2 separate regions of the Homo sapiens genome follow, and region 2 is linked to region 1. A link is an interaction called in ENCODE POLR2A ChIA-PET data of the cell type or tissue named here. Cell type or tissue: GM12878. All regions are shown on one strand. Links, peaks and the distances in the headings refer to the core of each region. The heading gives the core; the rest is flanking DNA.

Region 1 (10,414 bases), core at 2,392-7,391:
ATTTTAGTATCATGATGCAGGCCAGGCCCAAACTGTAAGAGACAAAGAACAAGAAAAGGGGCCAGGCATGGTGGCTCACACCTGTAAATCCCAGCACTTTGGGAGGCCGAGGCAGGCGGGATCACCTGAGGTCAAGAGTTCAAGACCAACATGGAGAAACTCCGTCTCTACTAAAAATAAAAAATTAGCCAGGCATGGTGGCACATGCCTGTAATCCCAGCTGAGGCAGGAGAATCGCTTGAACCCGGGAGGTGGAGGTTGTGGTGAGCCATGATCGAGCCATTGCACTCCAGCCTGGGAAACGTGAGCAAACTCCGTCTCAAAAAAAAAAAAAGAAAAGAAAAGAAAAGAAAAGGATAAGGAAGCAATCTATTCAGGATGCAGTATTTTTCAAATGCGATGGGAAACAGAGTAGGGAAAAGAGGAGAAATACACAAACATATTTAAATAGTTTAGGGGATGAAGTACTGAAGGGAAGAACATCTAGATGAAGGAAAAAAAAAAACTGAAATAAGACAATGGAAAGTAGTAAAGAGTACAATAAGTTACCCTTGGGAAAAGAGGAAGCTTCCCAAAGAGAAAAGGCCCAGTGAAGAGTTTTCTTTTTTGGAGACAGGGTCTTGCTTTGCACTTTGTCCAGGCTAGAGTGCAGTGATGCAATCACTGCCCATTGTAGCCTCGACCTCCTGGGCTCAGGTGATCCTCCCATCTCAGTCTCCTGAGTACCTGGGACTACAGGCGACCATCACCCTGCCCGACTAATTTTTGGCTAATTTTTTTGTAGAGACAGAATTTCAGCATGTTTCCCAGGCTGGTCTTAACTCCTCGGCTCAAGCAATCCACCTGCCTCAGCCTCCCACAGTGCTGGGATTACAGGCATGAGCCTGAAGAGAGTTTTACTGCACTGAATAGGGGACAGAAAGCAGTACTGGCAACATTTTAATCAACTGGACTTTAACAATTTATTTATTTTTGAGATGGAGTCTCCCTCTGTTGCCTAGGCTGGAGTGCAATGGCGTGATCGTGGCTCACTGCAACTTCCGCCTCCTGGGGTCAAGCGATTCTCCTGCCTCCGCTTCCTGAGTAGCTGGGATTACAGGCGCCTGCCACCATGCCCAGCTAAATTTTTGTATTTTTAGTAGAGACAGGGTTTCACCATGCTGGCCTGGCTGGTCTCGAACTCCCGACCTCAGGTGATCCGCCCACCTCGGCCTCCCAAATCGCTGGGATTACAGGCATGAGCCACTGCGCCCGACCCTTTAATGATTTTTAACAAATTAAAAGGATTAACAAAGCATTTGGGGCCAAGATTTTTAGCTGTACTCTCTACACAGAATCTTCCCACATAGGCACTTTTATCCTTCCTACTCTGCCCTCAATAGGTTCATAACCTGATTTTCTTTTACCACACCTTGCCTTTTTGTTCTTTTTATAATCTCTCTCGCCTATCTCTTAATCTTTTTTTTTTTTTTGAGACAGTCTTGCTCTGTCGCCCAGGCTGGAGTGCAGTGGCGCGATCTCAGCGCACTGCAACCTCCACCTCCCGGGTTCAAGCGATTCTCCTGCCTCAGTCTCCCGAGTAGCTGGGACTACAGACGCACACCACCAAGCCCGACTAATTTTGTATTTTTAGTACAGATGGAGTTTCACCATGTTGGCCAGGCTGGTCTCGAACTCTCACTGTTGCCCAGGCTGAAGTGCAGTAGCATGATCTTGGCTCACTGCAACCTCCGCTCCTGGGGTTCAAGCGATTCTCCTGACTCAGCCGCCAGAGTAGCTGGGACTACAGATGCCCACCACCACACTTGGCTGACTGTTGTATTTTTATTTTTATTTTGAAACGGAGTCTCACTCTGTCTCCCAGGCTGGAGTGGGCTGGAGTGCAGTGGCACAATCTTGGCTCATTGCAACCTCTGCCTATTCAAGCAATTCTCCTGTCTCAACTTCCCAAGTAGCTGAGACTACAGGCGCACGTCACCACACTCGTCTACAATTTTTGTATTTTTAGTAGAGACAGGGTTTCACCATGTTGGCCAGGCTGGTCTCGAATTCCTGACCTCATGTAGTCTGCCCGCCTCAGCCTCTCAAAGTACTGAAATTACAGGCATGAGCCACTGCGCCCGGCCTGATTTTTATATTTTTAGTAGAGACAGGGTTTCACCATGTTGGCCAGGCTGGTCTTGAACTCCTGACCTCAAGTGATCCACTTGCCTTGGCCTCCCAAAGTGTTGGGATTACAGGCATGAGCCACGGCACCCAGCCTATCTCTTAATCTTCTAATTACTACCTTTATCTAGGTACCATAGTCCCCTTGTTGCAGTTACTCATTTTCCTTTCCTCTGCCCTCAGTCCAAAGCAATTTTACTTCAGTGAGTGGATGCCCCTTAACTATACATACTTGCCCCCAAAACCATGTGATTTTCTCAAGGTTTTCTGCATTGACAGCCCTCCTTTAACCTAAACTCCATTGCTGAGTGAAGATAAAGTTGGGGATAAAAACATGGAGTCAAGAGATAACTAGGTGTAACTGACAGAACAGAAATGAGTTACTTAAACAGGAATAAGCATATTATTTAGTGACCTGGAGGTAACCTAAAAACAAAAATCCATTATTTAAAAACTGTTCTGTGTACTAGTAGTAAAGTTTGGTAGAGAATTAGTTTTTTTCACTATGAACTCTTACTACTGACTTTTTAAAAGCAATGAGTTTATTTGGAATAACAGTCATTTTTCTGAGACGGAGTTTCACTCTTGTTGCCCAGCCTGGAGTGCAATGGCACGATCTCGGCTCACTGCAGCCTCTGCCTCCCGGGTTCCAGTGACTCTCCTGCCTCAGCCTCTCGGGTAGCTGGAATTACAAGTGCCTGCCACCATGCCCAGCTAATTTTTGTATTTTTAGTAGAGACGGGGTTTCGCCATGTTGGCCAGGCTGGTGTAAAACTCCCGACCTCAGGTGACCCCTCGGCCTCCCAAAGTGCTGGGATTACAGGTGGGATCAGGCGTTAGCCATTGCGCCTGGCCTAATTTTTTTTTTTTTTTGAGACAGAGTCTCGCCCTGTCGCCCAGGCTGAAATGCAATGGTGCAATCTCAGCTCACTGCAACCTCCACCTCCCGGATTCAAGTGATTCTCCTGCCTCAGCCTCCAGAGTAGCTGGGATTATAGGCGCGCGCCACCACGCCCGGCTAATTTTTGTTTTGTATGTTTAGTAGAGACGAGGTTTTACAATGTGGGTCAGGCTGGTCTCGAACTCCTGACCTTGTGATCCACCCACCTCAGCCTCCCAAAGTGTTGGGATTACAGGCGTGAGCCACCATACCAGGACTGGAATAATTTTTTTTTTTTTTTAATTTTATTTGGAGGCAGGGTCTTGTTCTGTTGCCCATTCTGATGTGCAGTGGTGGATCATGGCTCACTGCAGCCTCCAATTGGGCTTAAGTGATCCTCCCTCCTTAGCCTCCGAAAGTGTTGGGATTACAGTTGTGAGCCACCACACTGGCAAAGATAATCAACCATGCTCCAGCTAATAATCACTTCAGCAATTATCCTGAATTTGTGTCATTTTGCAAACTTTGCCATTTGACTTTATCTGATACCTTAAGAAAGTTATCCTTAATAATTTTCATATTATTCACTGGAAAACTAATTCACTGATGATCAAAACAAAACAAGTGCCAAATGTCTGATGCTCTTTAAATTTGAGTATCTATTGCCAGGGCATGAGAGCTCCTTAAATTCTCACTCTGTTGCCCAGGCTGGAGTGCAGTGGTGCAATTTTGGCTCACTGCAATCTCCGCTCCCCAGGTTTTCATGCAATTTTCCTGCCTCAGCTTCCAGAGTAGCTGGGATTACAGGCGCGCACCACCATGCCCAGCTAATATTTGGTTTTAGTAGAGATGGGGTTTAACCATGTTGGCCAGGCTTGTCTCTAACTCCTGACCTCAGATGATCCACCTGCCTCTGCCCCCCCAGGTGTTGGGATTACAGGTGTGAGCCACCACACCCAGCTTTGAATTCTATTTGTTATCCTGGATTTTTAGTACCTAAAGACCCAGTCTTACTCCACAAAAAGAACACTTTATATTGATATTCCAGGTCAGGAGGAATTCCATTTCTTGGCAAAGAAACCTATAGGCCTGCTGTGAGTTGGTTACAAATACCATAAAGACACGATCAGTTTTGCCATGTAAAATAATTTGTACAAACCCTGACAAAGTGTCTTCTAATTATCAGCATTTATGGAGGAAGGGTCAATCTACAGATAATAACCAATCAATGGACCTTTGAAATAGTCAGACATAACAAAAAATAGCTACTTTGCCAAACCACAATTTTCAAACAAGGTATCCTCTTGGTGGTTTCAGATTAGGAACAGAGTAATACTTTCATAGTTTAGCCAAAATTTAGTGTTAGAATTATATTAACGTCTATACAATTAAGTAGTTTTATAGCTACATCAATCATTTAATTTGATCTTCACCAACACGCTACGAAGTACTGGGCAAATATCTTACCTAGATGAGGAAACTGAGGCTCAGAAAAGTCCAGGCTCTCTGCTCTTGAGTAAAAGCTGGGATTAAACCCTGGACTTTCTGAAACAATTCAGTCTTTTTGACAGTACCGAGCAACTTTCCAGAAAGCATATATGGAAACAGAATACAAAGTATTACTTAACTAACTCTTAATTACTCTAAATTTTGGATTAGAACCTAAGCAAATATGTTCTTTTAGTAAATTTAATTAGAACTAAATTTCAATGTTTTTAAATTCAAAGATCTGATACAACTTACTGCATTTATATGTCAATCACTATGAAATTTGTGAAGGAGAAATATCTGCCTGGTTCTTATTTAGAGTAAGACTTAATTGCTTGTCCACAGATGAGCACCCAGAAATAAGATATAAACCATTTTCAGGGGAAAACATGCATGCATTTATTTTTAAGAATTCCCAATAAGGGGGGAAAAATTCAACATCTTTAAAAATGTGTTTATTTTTTAAAAAATCAGTTGTGTACAAAAGTGTTTCGTAGTTTTTAATTCTCAAGACAAATACCCCAACCTTCCACCCCACAGCCCACCCTGCTTCAATGGTATTTCTGGTAACCCACCCATTTTCCCCTTACAGGAAGTTAACGGCTCAGAATAGACCCTCCTACAGAATTTATCATCACTAACAGATTGTTTAGAATAGAGATCTAGAGAAGCTAACAAGCAAGGTTCCCTATAATGGCAGTAGACTTCCAGCAGACACCACAACAAAGCACCATCAATTGCTGAAAGCTAAAAAATAGATATTATTTTCAATAATATTTCATTTTCTATTGGAAAAGTTTTTTAAATTACATTAAATAAGTCTCTTTCCCCCCAAAGAAATAGTCTAGCTTTTATTATGATGCCTGTAAAAAGTAGGTAACAGCAAGCAGACAAGGATCGTTAACAGCACAGTGTAATGATTTCTATCCACTCACACCTATAATCAAACTGACAAACTGTGCCACACCTGATTATATATAGCAGCATGGTTGAAATAACCAAGCAAAAGGTGACACATTCAAGACTTCCATTTAGGTGATTGCAAGTTCATGAGGGTGTATCAGTCCAATGAAGCAGTAACAGAACAAATGGGACAAGGGAGATACTAACACTCCCCTACCCCTATGCCACAAGATCTTTGATCTATATTGCAGCAGTGCAAATAGAACGTGTGACATAATATGTAGACACTGAAGAAAAGTCACACTTGGGAATAAAGGCTATTTTATCAGTAAATACTTCAAGTTGCCTTCTTCCCAGTGACAGCAACTGGCTGATGGTAAGCATTTACTTTAAACTGATACTAAAAAGAATGGAAACGTAATTTTTAAATCAATGGTTTGTACCCTGGAATTGAAATTCCTTGAACTAGAAAAAGTGATTAATACAACATTTTGTAGAAGTCCATGAAATAAAGTTAACTGTAAACAGACGGCTTCCTTTTTCCTATCTAAACATTGTTTCCCTCTACATACTAGAAGGTATACCTGGCTCCAGCTGTTCCCTACCCCAATCCATCTTAAATCTTTAAAACAATAACAACAAAAATTCATAATTTCCTATTTTGCTACATAGGATTGTAAAACATTACCATACACCTACTGCACAGTTTTAAAAGCTCAAATCAGGCATACACTTATACCCAAGATCTGCTTTTCACATTGGTAAACTTATTAAGCAGCCTCAACAGTAATACAGTATGCTGCATTCTGTAGTGCATAAATAAGCAAAATCCGTTTAAACTGCCAATTCTTTCTTACAGATACTTAAAAAGAATTATTTTGCATAGTTTTATGTGCCAACAATCATAAATGTGTATTACTTCTAAAAAATGAAAAAAAAAATCAAGTCTTCCATTTCATAGATTATTCTCTTCAAAAGCAAAATACTTAGACTCCATTTATATATCCTTGAATGTGTTACGTGTTTAAGTAAATCATAGTCGTGATTCCAAACATTTCGGGGTGCCAACTCAGAGCACCTAATTCAGTACCTAGTTCCTCAAATATTTATATACCACTGAATACTTATTTGGGTCCACTAACTGCCATTCATTCATTCATTCATTCATCAGTACTGAAATACTATACAGCTAATTATTTCTTCTTTTAAAAGAGGCACATACTCAGGAAACAGGCCTGATTATAACAAAAGCCTACTGGAGCATCAGTGACTTCTAACAAATCGGCCTGCCCTAAATGGGATTTCACTGGATTTTTTTTTTAACATAATTTTTGAGGCTTTTAAAACTGACAAACGGAGCCAACTCAAAAATATTAAGAATTACAAAAATAATTTCCACCAGGGTACTTTTCCCCTAGGCCTGACCTTTTAGTGTCTTTTTGTCCAAACATATTTAAGACCAGAGGAAAAAAGCAATTGCTTTAGTTTCTATGTTTGGGTAACTAAATCTACCCACAGACAAGAGAATAACAAAAACCAAACAGTACAGTGGGAAATATACCAGAAAGGAAAAAAAAGATCATCACATTAAATGTAAATGAGGTAAATTTTTATAATAAAGAATCTTTTATGAAGAATGTCTCAAACCAAATATTGTACTTTCCAATTTCTTGGGCACTGGGGATGCTGAAGTGTAGTTAGATGAGTATATAACCCTATAGGGCTCATGTGCATAAAAATCAAAGCAGGATATAGCTGCCTCCAAGAGCATGTATGTATGTATATATGTAAAATGCTTGACCTTTAGAAACCTCTGAGCTCTCTCACCTTTGTTTAACCACAGGACAATTAAATATACCCTGATAATACAGGCAAAAAATAAACTGGGTAGATGTGTCTGATATTTTTAAACCCAAATTCTACTAATACTACCAAGTTGCCCTCCACTTAAAAAAAGTAGTTCTAACCAACACTGGAGAAAAACCATCCACATTTTCACACAATCCCACCTTACTTCAAAATATAAAGTACGAGGTTTCAGGTATTTAAAATAAATAAAGAAAAATCTTGTTTCCTTTGGCATCTTTAGAAAATAAACTACAGCAATAAAAAGAGGTGATTGTATAAAGACATGCGTAAGCAAACATATGGGGAAAAAACAGCAACTTGTGTTTAGTATGTAATAATATCAGCTATAAGAGTTTACTGTTAATTAGGAAAGCCTTACAAATTTTTGGAAGAACCTTCACATCTTTAACATTACAATATATTTAATAATGGTTCTTTTATTGCTTCTAGTATCAAGATTATTGAGAAGTCAAATGAAGTTATGCTGACGTTATGATTCAAAAATTATCTTCCAAACATTTAACGATTATAATTTAAGATAAATAACACTTAAAGAAAGCAAACCTTTTATAATATGACTTTCAATATACAGCCTTACTTTAATTCAGTCTGATTCCATTACATTTTTGTTATTTTGTATTGGTCCTAAAAATTTAAAAAGAATTGTATTTCTATATATAGAACTGCCTGCATAAATCCACTTCAACCTTCATAAAATGGTTACATTAGTGTGTGATCTTGCAAAACTAATAATTTTCAAACTTTTGAACTTAGAATGAAATGTAAATTTAATACAAATAGTCTGACTATGTACAAGAGAAGGTAAAGTTTTCAATTCTCGTATTATCAGAAACATCATAAAGAAAGCTAGATTTATAACACACTTCTATTCCTATGTGCATCTGAAGTATGTACAATAAAACACCAACACAGCTTTCATGTGTCAATAGGGGAAGTGCAAGCAAGAATGACTTGAAGTATCCAATAAAGCAATCTCTATAGACCCCAAAATCAGGCTAAAAACTGCAAACAGCTGACTGCATCCTTGCCAGTTCTCAAAGAAAAATTTCATCACTAAAAAATAGGTGTCAAATTCACTGAAAAACTAAGTTGGGTTCTTTCATTAAACCTGGGAATAATGTAACATCAAGTATTTACTATTTTTGCAAGAGAAATAAAATTGGCAGTTCCATTTTTACATTACTTAAGAAAAATTTAAGAGTGTTTGAAGAACTGGGACAAGACATTCCAAACCTACGACCTAAAAATGAAGCAAGGGATACATACTGTCCTTCAGCACATTTCCCCACCTGATACAGAGAAATTTACCATTAGAATATTAGCTGTGTGTGGCAAGGCGGGGGTGGGGGGGGTGAAGGGGGAATCAGACACTGTCCCAGTCTGTTGACAAGGACAAAAAGGCTCTGAATAGGTCACCATCTTCAATTCTGAATAAATTTCATATTTAAGAATTCTCAAATGCTTAAAATGGTGGTCTTTTCAGCTACCCATCCTAAGAAGTCAAGTACAAGCATGCAAGTAAATTCACAGGCACAGAGGATCCATGTTAAAAACAGTTAAGGTAGCTGTGATGCAACACCAACAATTTGAATGGCCCTGACACACTCAAAATATTATCTTAATTATTCAACAAAATCCTGAAGCAAACTCTTGCTAGTCTTGGTACACTGCTAAACACTAAAGTAGCATGTTTCTTCCATGGTTTTAGCTTAGCTCAGGGAATTTTTACACTATTAAGAAAAAAAATTAAAGTATTTCCCCTTTTTAAATTTACACAGACGTTTAATTAGCTTTATTTACAGAGCAGGGATTTTTTTTTTTCAGTCTCCAATGGTGCCTAGATAACATCATTAGGCAAGAATGCCAGTTTAAAAGAAATCTATGCAGAATCCTAAAAATAACAGATGTTGGTGCTCCTCAAGAAGAGGCAAGCTTGACTATATCAGCAGCTCTCTATGCCTCAGTTACTCAGAAGCAATTCTGTTGCAGTCTCTACATCCCATGATTTTGAAGACAAGGCCACTATTACTGCATTCTGTAGAGAAGAAAAGGGGACAGGAAATTAAATCTCAAGGAAACATTTAAACAATACTGAATCATTCACTCTTTATACTGGGAATTAACACCTTGTTTCTTTTCTGTAAGTTGATTTACATTTGCAGTGCATGGAAAGCTTCTAAAATCAATGACAGTAATTAGTAAAAATAAAAAAATCACTGACTTTGAAAACAGAAAATATGTTTACCAAAACTAGATTTTCTCTTATTTTCCTTTTTTTTTTTTTTTTTTTTTTTTTTGAGACAGGGTCTTGCTCTATCACCAAGGCTGGAGTGCAGTGGCATGACTATCGCTCACTGCAGCCTCGACCTCCTGGGCCCAAGGGATTCTCTCACCTCAGCCTTCAGAGTAGCTGGAATTACAGGCACTCACTACCATGTCCAGCTAATTTTTGTAGAGATGGGTTTCGCCATGTTGCCCAGGCTGCGAATTTCTCTTATTTTCTAAACCACTTTTGTCAGCCAAGAATTTGCAATAATTTAAAATCAATCAATATATCAAAATCAACATGCCCTTATGTACTTACCCTATCAAAGCCCATAGCACATAGGTTTTCTATTTTTTTGGTGTATTCTGGACTAGAAACTGGTGCTCCAGCATACACATGTGCCCAAAGTCGAGCTGTCTGTTTGAACATTTCGGGATTTTGTTTGTACTATATGGGGGGAAAAATTGATTGACATGACATTACAGTTATAATATTTGATATATTTCAGCTCTTAATCGCCTACAATCCTACTTTTCCAAATAAAACAAATCTACATTTAAAATGTGATTCACTTTGCATTATAGACAACCTATGTCACTCGAGAAAAGACCACTTAACCTGAAGCTTCGACTCACAATTTGTGTTGACAATAATAAAGACAAGTAACATTAATCTACTTTAATCTCCAAATTCAACAAATATAACTAGCAAGACTAAAATTAGGTTAAGTGAGGTATTAAGAGATGTTCCAAACACTGGAAAGCAGCAAACATTATACAACTGAACACAGATTACTAGCTTATAAAAATATGTGGACATTAGAATAATTTTTTACGATGTAA
Region 2 (10,414 bases), core at 2,487-7,486, 150 kb before region 1:
CTGACCTTGTGATCCATCGGCCTCAGCCTCCCAAAGTGCTGGGATTACAGGCATGAGCTACTGCGCCTGGCCTAACTTATATAGTATTTCATTATACAGTTTAATCAGTCTTCTATTGACATTTTTCACTTGTAGTTTTTTGGCTTTTACAAACCACATTGCTGTTGTTAAAATAAAAACTTCAGACATATATATATATGTATTTTTTGAGACAGAGTCTTGCTCTGTCACCCCGGCTGGAGTGCAGTGGCACGATCTTGGCTCACTACAACCTCCGCCTCCCGGTTCAAGTGATTCTCCTGCCTCAGCCTCCCGAGTAGCTGGGATTACAGGCACCTGCCACCACGCCTGGCTGATTTTTGTATTTTTAGTAGAGATGGGTTTTCACCATGTTGGCCAGGCTGGTCTTCAACTCCTGACCTCGGGTGATCCACCCACCTCGGCCTCCCAAAGTGCTAGGATTACAGGTGTGAGCCACCGTGCCCGGCCCAGACACATTAAATTTAACAGAATTTAATTGAGCAAAGAATGATTCACAAACTGGGCAGCCCCCTCCAAACTTGAGTAGGTTCAGAACAGTTCCAGAGCTGCCAAGTGGTCAGATAACATTTATGGACAGAAAAAGGAAAGTGATATACAGAAAACGAAAGTGAGGTATAGAAATAGGTGAATTGGTTACAGCTCAGTGTTTGCCTTATTTGATCACGGTTTGAACAGTCAGCCACCTGTGATTGGCCACAATTCTGTGTGATTGGTAGGAGAGTAGGTTACAGTCTTTTTACAATCTGGTTAGGTACAGCTCACTATGTATGGAGAATCCTTTAGGCTGAATTTATGCAAGGAAGCAGCTTTAGGCTAAACTTAACACTCCAGTCATCCTTGTATACATACTCTAGCTGCTTTAGGGCACCACCAGAGGTGAAATTGTTGAATCATTGGGCATGTATGTCTTCTACTTAACTGAAAGCAGCAAAGTGGTTCTACCAATTTACATTTCAATTAAAAAGTGAGTGAGAGTTCTCATTTGCTATGTTGGACTTACAAAAAGTTCATTTGGCTGGACACAGTGGCTTACACCACTTTGGGAAGTCAAGGCAGGAGAATCACCTGAGGCCAAGAGTTGGAGACCAGCCTAGGCAACATAACAAGACCCCATCTCTACCAATAATAATAAATAAAAATTAGTTGCACATGGTGGCATTCGTCTGTGGTCCCAGCTACTCAGGAGACCGAGGCAGGAGGATCACTTGAGCCAGGGAGGTTGAGGCTGTTGTAATCCCTGATCACACCACTGCAGTCCAGCCTGGGCGACAAAGTGAGAACCTTTCTCAAAAAATAAAATTAAAAAAAATTTTTAATAGCTGTATTGAGGTGTAATTGAATTACTGAACAATAATTTGGACATATTTAAATTATATGACATATAATAATCGATCTGATCTTTGTTCTGATTCTTGGCACAGAGCCTCAAAAACCCTTGGAATTTCCCAAGTGAGAGTGTCTTTGTTACGCTAATGAGGCAGCTCCTGGCAGTGCCACTAGATAGCTTCAGGATGGGGCTGGTCACTTAAATTAGAGGATTGAAACTTTCTCCCAGGAGAAGAGGGAGGCTGGAGATTGAGTTCAGTCTTGATTTTATCATTCATGCCTGCGTCATAAAGCCCAGTGAATCCTGTGAACACTAAAGCTCAGGGGAGGTTAGTGGTTGGTGAACACAGTGATATGCTGGGAGGATTACATGTCCAGATTCAATGAGAAGAGTATACGAAGCTCTGTGTCCCCATCCCATCCACACACCCCTCTTCACCCCCAAGACTTTGGCTGATGTGTCTCTTCAGTTTGACTGTTCTTGAGTTACATACTTTTCTTCCACCTTGTTATTTTCTGTTTCTTTCTTTTTCCTTCTAGCTCACAGCACCTGGTATTCCCCAGTGATCTACCATCCAAGATCGAGCAGGCTCAATCTTGTTTAGGCTTCCAAGTATTTCCTTTATAATAAAACTGTGACAGTAAACATAGTGCTTTCAGGCCAGGTGCAGTGGTTCACACCTGTAATGTGTGAACCAGCACTTTGGGAGGCCAAGGTGGGAAGATCACCTGAGGGCAGGAGTTTGAGACCAGCCTGGCCAACATGATGTAACCCCGTCTCTACTAAAAATAAAAAAAATTAGCCAGATGTGGTGGTATGCACCCAGCTATTAGGGCAGGCTGAGGCATGAGAATCACTTGAACCCAGGAGGCGGAGGTTATAATGAGCCACGGTTGTGCCACTGCACTCCAGCCTGGGTGACAGCGAAACTGTCTCAAATAGATAAATAATAAATAATAAATATAGTGCTTTCATTGAGTTCTGTGAGTTATTCTAGCAAATTTTTAAACCTGAGGAGGCTATAGGAAACCTGAAATTTATAGCTGGTCTGTCAGAAATGGAAGTTGTCCCTGAGAATTGGGGCTGGCATCGGAAGTGGAGGCAGTCTTGGGAAGAACTTTGCCTGTGGGGTTCTGCGCTAAGGTGGGTAGTGTCAGAACTGAATTGAAATGTAGGACACCTATTTGGTGTCAGAGAATTGCTGTCGGGGAATAACAACCTGACAAGTTTTGACATACATACACAGCATTGAAACCATCACTTCAATTAAAGTGAACTTATCACCCTCATAAGTTTCCTCCTTTTGCTTTTTAGTCCTCTCTGCTCCCCATTTGCGCCTTGCTTCTGTCAGGTTCCTTTTATCGCGAATTAGAAGTCTTTTGTATGGGTATACCACAATGGATTTATCCATTTACCTTTTGAAGGACAGTTGGTTATTTTCAGTTTTGTGATATGCTGAATAAAGCTGTTAGGAACACGTACTTGTATTTGTGTGAAATGTTTTCAGTAAATTCTTAAGAATGGAATTTTTGGCTTAAATGTTAAATGCATCTTTAAATTTTATGAAGAACTGCCATACAGTTATCTGAAGTGGTTGTACCATTTTATATATCTACCTCCAGTGTATGTTTCTCTTGTTAAGTCTGTTCAGATCTTTTCCTCATTTTTATGTTGAGTTGGATGATTCACATACTACCTGATTTCAAAACTTTTTAATAAAGCTACAGTAATCAAAGCTATGTGGTATTGGTAAAAGGGCACAGAAAATAGGAACACAACAGAGTCCAGAAATAGGCCTACATGGTATAGCAGTTTTTTTCAACAAAGATGCCAAAACAATCCTGTAGAAAAAGAGAAAGAATAGTCTTTTCTAGAAATGAGGCTTGAACACCTCGACCCAAAAGCTTTCAGTACATACAGAAATTAACTCAGAATGAATATAGACATACATATAAAAACCTAAAACTATAAAACTTTTCCAAGAACACATCGGAAGGCCAGACGCGGTGGCTCACGCCTATAATCCCAGCGCTTTGGGAGGCCAAGGCGGGTAGATCACTTGAGGCCAGGAGTTTGAGACCAGCCTGGCCAACATGGCAAAACCCCATCTCTACTGGAAGTAGCTGGGTGTGGTGGTGCACACCTGTAATCCCAGCTACTTGGGAGGCTGAGGCAGGAGGTTGCATTGAGCCGAGATTGTGCCACTGCACTCCAGCCTAGGCAACAGAGTGAGACTCCGTCCCAATCAGTCAATCAATCAATCAATCAATACCACAGCGGAGAAAATCTTTACAACTTTTGGTTAGGTAATGATTTCTTAGGTAGGACACACAAAGCACAAACCATAAAAGAAAATAATTGATAAAGTTAGATTACGTTAAATCCTTCATCAATTAAATTTTTCTATGCTGTTAAAGACAAGCCTCAGACTGGGAGAAAATATTTGCAATATACGTATCTGATAAAGGATTGGTACCCAGAATATATGACAGCTGAAAACACATAAGGAAAAAAGAAAAGAGATTTGGAGAGGCACGTCACCAAGAAAACGTAGAGTAGGTGGCAAATACGTGAAAAGATGCTTAATTTTGAGTTAATTTGTCTCAAAAAAATATTTATAGAGTGCTGGAATGTGGTAAATATTCAGTAAATGTTAATCATTATTAATAGTATTGGTGTTAGTGTTTCTTTTTTATCAATATTATAAAAACCTAGCTGTGGGCAAAAAAACTTAGTTTGATTTTTTCCTGCTCATTTCTTAAAAAAAAAAAAAAAAAGAAAAAAAAAGAAATACTAAGACCGCAATAGATAAATAGCCAGAGGGTATTAAAACACAATCCACAGGAAAAAATTCACACAGACTTACCAAGAAATTGTTTAATTCTCATAAGTGTATGATAAATTAGATGAGGTAAGAAGAGATTAGTCTACAAAGAGCCAATAGCATTTAAAAAGGCCTGAATGGCACAGGGGATTCTGACATGTTGAAGGATCTGAGAGAAAATCAGAGTCATGTTTCAAACACCAGTCAAGCTTTAGTTATGTTATTTTAAGCAGACAGGGAACTTGCTATTTAAAAAGTGATTTGGAATTGCTGGAAGAGCACCCTTAATTCAGGCTTACAGGACTAGACTCCGAGAACACTTCGTATAGCTGGCCCACAAGGAGAGCTGAATCCTGTGCTCTAATCAGAAAGGTGGGAAAATCAGGAAGCCACCCTGGAGCTCTTAAGTAGGGACACACGTTTAGCCGTAATCCAGTGATTAGGAAGTCACCATTGGTATAATTTGGTACAGAGCCTCACACAGTTTAATAGATTAGTACCAGCACAAAATGGATGCTTCTTCCCTCTATCTTCACAATACTAACAGCCAGTTAGTAGAAAGCTGCTGTGTATGTGCCTGCCCGCACACACATACACACAACAGCTCACTCCATACTTGCCAGCTGACAACAGCAGAAACTACACCACCACCTCTTCTGAACTTTCACCTTCCAAATCTTGAATAAGTGCCTCTGATGGGCTATACGAGAATTATGACTTCAACTCCATTGCAAGGGAATCTAGGAAATGTAGCTTTTATCTTTCCTGCCTCAGTACAGCACATTAAAAATGTGCACAGTAACGACATATTTAAAAAAGGGAAGAATGAATGGAATTTCATTTCTGTTCCTGTGTGGTAAAGCAAAATCTAGTGGCTTAAAATGAATAATTGTTTCTTTCAATTCTGTGAATAGACTTTGTGGTCCTTCTTTTCCATGTGGTGCCTTCTGGGGTCACTGGTTTTTTTTTTAAACAGTTTATTTTAATTTAATAACAATCTGGGAAGTCTGCATCAGCGGTTCTAGTGCAATATCAAGTGCAATTGGGAATTCAGAAATTTCAGTGGAACTGTTAGTTTAGTGAATCTCGTAGGTAAAAATATATGCATGCTTTAACTTTTATTTTATTTTTCTAGAGGTAGCATTTTGTTCTGTCACCAGGCTGGAGTGCATTGGCATGATCATAGCTCACTGCAGCCTAGAACTTCTGGGCTCAAGCAGTCATCTTGTCTCAGCCTCCCAAGTAGCTGAGATTGTAAGTGCAAGCCACCATTCTTGACAATACATACATACTTTTGATAGCACACATGAACAGACCTCTCTAAAATTGCTCTCAATGAGTTCATTCTCAGCAAACTGATCTGGGTCATTCAACATGGTTTTGGTTTTGGTTTTGGTTTTGAGACGGAGTTTTGCTTTTGTCACCCAGGCTGGAGTGCAATGGCACGATCTTGGCTTACTGCAATCTCTGCCTCCTGGATTCAAGCGTTACTCCTGCCCCATCCTCCCGAGTAGCTGGGACTACAGGCACCTGCCACCATGCCCGGCTAATTTTTGTATTTTTGATTGAGGCAGGGTTTCACCATGTTGGTCAGGATGGTCTCGAACTCCTGACCTCATGTGATCCACGCTCCTCAGCCTCCCAAAGTGCTGGGATTATAAGCATGAGCCACTGTGCTTGGCTTCAGCATGGCCTTTTGATTGTTCCTCATGTTAGTGCATGTTCTCTCTTTTTTTTTGAAATGGAGTCTTGCTCCTGTAGCCCAGGCTGGAGTGCAGTGGCGTGATCTCAGCTCACTGCAACCTCCGCCTCCTAGGTTCAAGCGATTCTCCTGCCCCGCCTCCTGAGTAGCTGGGATTATAGGCGCGCACCACCAGGCCCAGCTAATTTTTGTATTTTTAGTAGAGACAGGGTTTCACCATGTTGGTCAGGCTGGTCTCGAACTCCTGACCTCGTGATCTGCCTGCCTCAGCCTCCCAAAGTGCTGTGACCCACCGCGCTTAGCGCTGCATGTTCTCTTTTTACAATAAATTCATGACCATCGGAAGATACCAGTTTGACATACATGGCATCAGGACCTTCACAGCCACCACAGGTTTTCTCCCCTTGGTTGTGTGTATTTATGAAGCTCTACTTTGCTTCTACAGGGTCACTCTTATGGCTAAGTTTAGATGGCAGCTCAATTAGGCCACCTTAGTTCTCTTCCACGTAGTCTATGTGGTATACACAGCCTCTGTTTTTTGAATAGTCTGGGATTCCTAATAGCATGGTGGGTACATTCCCATAGGGGCATTGCAATCTCAACGTACAAATGCTTATCAGGCCTGTTCTTGCATCAGGCTTGCTAATGTCTGTTTGGCCAAAATAAGTCACATGGACTGGGCATGGAGGCTCATGCCTGTAATCCCAGCATTTGGGGAGGCTGAGGCAGGTGGATCATCTGAGGTCAGGAGTTGAAGACCAACCCAGCCAACGTGGTGAAATCCTGTCTCTACTAAAAATACAAAACTTAGCCAGACTTGGTGGCGAGTGCCTGTAGTTCCCAGCTACTTGGGAGGCTGAGGCAGAAGAATCCCTTGAACCTGGGAGGCAGAGATTGCAGTGAGCCAAGATCATGCCACTGCAGTTTAGCCTGGGCGACAGAGCAAGACTCTGTCTTAAAAAAAAAAAAAAAAAAGTCACCTGACCAAATCCAGAGTCATTGTGGAAGAAGACTATATAAGGTATACATATGAGAAGGCATTGTATCATAGCCTCCAAGATAGCTCTGAATGATCCTTATTTCCTTGTATTTACTCCCTTGTATAGTCCCCTGCAACACTGAACGGGGCTGTCCTGAGTAACGGAACAGGCTGTGGTAGAAGTGACAATGTATGCTTTTCAAGGTTAGGTCGTAAAAGACTGCCACTTCATATTTGCTCTCTTGGATCTTGCACCAGGGGAAAACCAACTGCCTTTTCACTTGAGCTGTCTAGAAAGGCCCATGTAGTGTGGAACTGAAGCCTTTCAACAACAGCAAGTGTCAACTTAGAACCGTAAGAATGAGTTACCTTCAAAACACACCCTCCACGCCCAGTCAAGCCTTCAGATAACTGCAGCCTTGACCAGGTACAGCCTCTTGAGAGATTCCAGGCCCACACGACTTAGCTAAGCCACTTTCCAATTCTTCAACCACATATGATAAATACATGTTATTGTTTTAAGGCACTGAGTTTTGGGGTATTTTGTTACATAGCAATAATTAAAAAAAATTTTTTTAGCCTGGGCACCATATGGCAAAATCCCATCCTACAAAAAAAAAAAAGTACAAAACCTAGCCAGGTGTGGTGGCGTGTGCTGTAGTATCAGCTGCTCAGGGGGCTGAGGTGGAAGGAACTCTTGAGCCTGGGAGGTGGAGGTTGCAGTGAGCTGAGATTGCGCCACTGTACTCCAGCCTAGGTGACAGAGCCAGACCCTTGTCTTGGAACTGCTGGGCTCAAGCGATCCTCCTGACTTGGCCTCCCAAAGTGCTGGGATTACAGGTGTGAGCCATCACATCCAGCCCTTCTCTATCTTTTGTTTCACAAACCCTGATTCTAGTTTCTTTGGATTTATCTAATTTCTCAAGATGGAAATATAGATGATTGCATTCTTTCTTTTGTAAAATACACATTTAAGATTATAAATTTCCTTTAAGTACAGTGGTAAGTGCATCCTATGAGTTTTGGTAGTTCATATTTACATTATAATTCAGTTCAAAATATTTTCTCATTTCCGTTATGATTCCTTCTTTTATCAGTTATACTTCCCTAAATATTTAGGGAAGAAATAAAACCAGTCTTACTATCACACTTTTGATATACTATGTTAGAAAAAAAGAGGGATCACTGCTTATTTTGTTTCAAGCCAGTATAATTTAGTACTAAAACCTGATACGGTTGTCTTAAGAAGTTATAAGCCAGTTTCTTTCATATAATTACAAAGAAATAGAAATAATGTAATAGCAAATAAAATGTAATACCTTAAAATGTTATGACCAAGTTGTCTTTATTTTAGCAATGCAAACTTGGACTAAAATAGTAAAATTAGAATGCAAACTTGAATTAAAATTAGAAAATCAGCCATTGGGATTTACTATATTAACAGAATTAGGGAAAAAGTATGATTATCTCAATAGGTGTCAAAAAATACTCAATAGCCCAGGCATGGTGGCTTATGCCTGTAATCCCAACACTTTGGGAGGCTGAGGCAGGCAGGTCGCTTGAGCCCAGGAGTTCGAGACCAGCCTGGGCAACATGGCAAAACCCTGTCTCTTAAAAAAAAAAAACAAAAAACAAAAAAACTTTTTTTTTTTTTTTTTTTTTTTTTTTTTTTGAGATGGAGTCTCACTCTGTTGCCCAGGCTGGAGTGCAAGTGGCACAGTCTCGGCTCACTGCAACTTCTGCCTCCCGGGTTCAAGAGATTCTCCTGCCTCAGCCTCCTGAGTAGCTGGGATTACAGTTGTGTGCTACTGTGCCCGGCTAATTTTTTGTATTTTTAGTAGAGACGGGGTTTCACTGTGTTGGCCAGGATGGTCTCGATCTTCTGACCTCGTGATCTGCCCGCCTCGGCCTCCCAAAGTGCTGGGATTACAGGCATGAGCCACCTCGCCCGGCCCCCCAAATTTTTTTTTTTTGATTAGCCAGGTATAGTGACACATGCTTGTAGATCCACCTACTTGGGAGGCTGAGGTTGGAGGACCACTTGAGTCTGGGAGGCATAGGTTGCAATGAGCTGAGATCGCTTCACTGCACTCCAGCCTAGGCAACAAAGCAAGTCCCTTTCTCAAAAAAAAATAATAATAATAAAATTTTACACTCATGATAAAAAATCTTGGCAGAATAAAAATATAGCTTGAATATTTGACAGTGGCGACAGATTGTATTAGGGTTCTCTTAGAGGGACAGAACTAACAGGAATACACACACACACACACACACACACGCCCCAATAGGATATGTATAGGAGATATATGTATGTAGGATATTAATGGGATATATATATATATATATATATATATATATATATATAGTTTATTAAGTATTAACTCACAAGGCCCCACAATAGGCTATCTGCAAGCTGAGAAGGAAGGAGAGCCAGTCCGAGTCCCAAAACTGAAGAACTTGGAGTCTGATGTTTGAGGGCAGGAAGCATCCAGCACGGGAGAAAGATGTAGACTGGGAGGCTAGTCCCGCCGTCCCTTTTCATGTTTTTCTGCCTACTTTATATTCGATGGAAGCTGATTAGATTGTGCCCACCAGCTTAACAGTGGACCTGCCTTCCCCAGCCCACTGACTCAAATGTAATCTCTTGGCAACACACACACAGGCACACCCAGGATTAGTACTTTGTATCCTTCAATCCAATCAAGTTGACACTCAGTATTAACCATCACACAGATTAAGTAAACTGTGATTTATAATTAGAGAATCATTTTTAAGATCTGAGGAAATTATTGTGATTTGATACATAAAGAATTATAGTTATTTGCATAATTACAGAGAAAACAGGCCAGCATAAAGTACACAAAAATGTGAATGGTAGTTTCTGGAGTTGATAAATTATGGATTTTTCTTTTATTTTTTTTCATGATTCTTTGCATTTTATAATGATTCCAAAGTGTGCATTGGTTAATTTTATAACCATAAAAGCAGGTTAATTAAATGTTTTAATTAGAAATACAACTGCATTAATATAATTTTAAAATGCCTTTTTTTTTTTTTTTAAAGACAGTGTCTCACTCTGTTGCCTAGTCTGGATTGCAGTGGTGTGATCTTGGCGCACTGCAGCCTCCGCCTCCTGGGCTCAAGGGACCCTCCTATCTCATCCTCCTATGCAGCTGGGACTACAGACACATGCTACCATACCCAGCTGGTTTTTGTATTTTTTGTAGAGACAGGGTCTTGCCATGTTGTCCAGCATGGAAAATGACTTTTTATTATGAAGTGTAAAACTCATTAAAGCATGAAATGAAATAGCAATTTTAAGGAGCCTGAAGAAGGCTCCTTTAATAATAAAATATAAAAGAAGCATAGTTAATGATGTTGCCAAATATCAAATGAATGTTATTGTCCATATGGGGCCAGGAACTATCTGGGCTAGATTTAAAATGAATAATAAGAGGCTTAAGTTCCTCATAAATGAGGTACTAGTGCAGACAATGTGCCTGAGAAGGTGATACTTGTTTATGGGTTTTTTAGACT

Evidence for each region. ChIA-PET counts read pairs that join two places held together with the same protein. Peaks named below come from ENCODE experiments on the same cell type or tissue, not always from the same donor. Only the 100,000 strongest peaks of a DNase experiment are listed, where the experiment ranks them.
Region 2: POLR2A ChIA-PET joins it to region 1 with 5 read pairs; 2 of 35 experiments call an interaction of 5 or more read pairs at or near these places.

Annotation. Positions count from the first base shown.
Region 1 is chr4:39,777,287-39,787,700 of GRCh38, reverse strand. It overlaps UBE2K (ubiquitin conjugating enzyme E2 K), which reads right to left. Exons shown (of 7, transcript NM_005339.5): 6 at 9,891-10,019; 7 at 4,909-9,341. The coding sequence ends at 9,267. Among named protein-coding and RNA genes, the nearest start is that of UBE2K, 84 kb to the right of the region's middle. RefSeq lists enhancers at 623-1,122, 1,123-1,624. In GM12878, for the core only: no CTCF peak of the experiment used is centred there; no DNase peak of the experiment used is centred there.
Region 2 is chr4:39,928,348-39,938,761 of GRCh38, reverse strand. The region is part of intron 2 of PDS5A (PDS5 cohesin associated factor A); the gene reads left to right. It also overlaps the pseudogene RNA5SP159. Among named protein-coding and RNA genes, the nearest start is that of PDS5A, 44 kb to the left of the region's middle. In GM12878, for the core only: no CTCF peak of the experiment used is centred there; DNase peaks (open chromatin) are centred at 5,554 and 7,103; H3K4me3 peaks cover 670 bases; H3K27ac peaks cover 3,004 bases.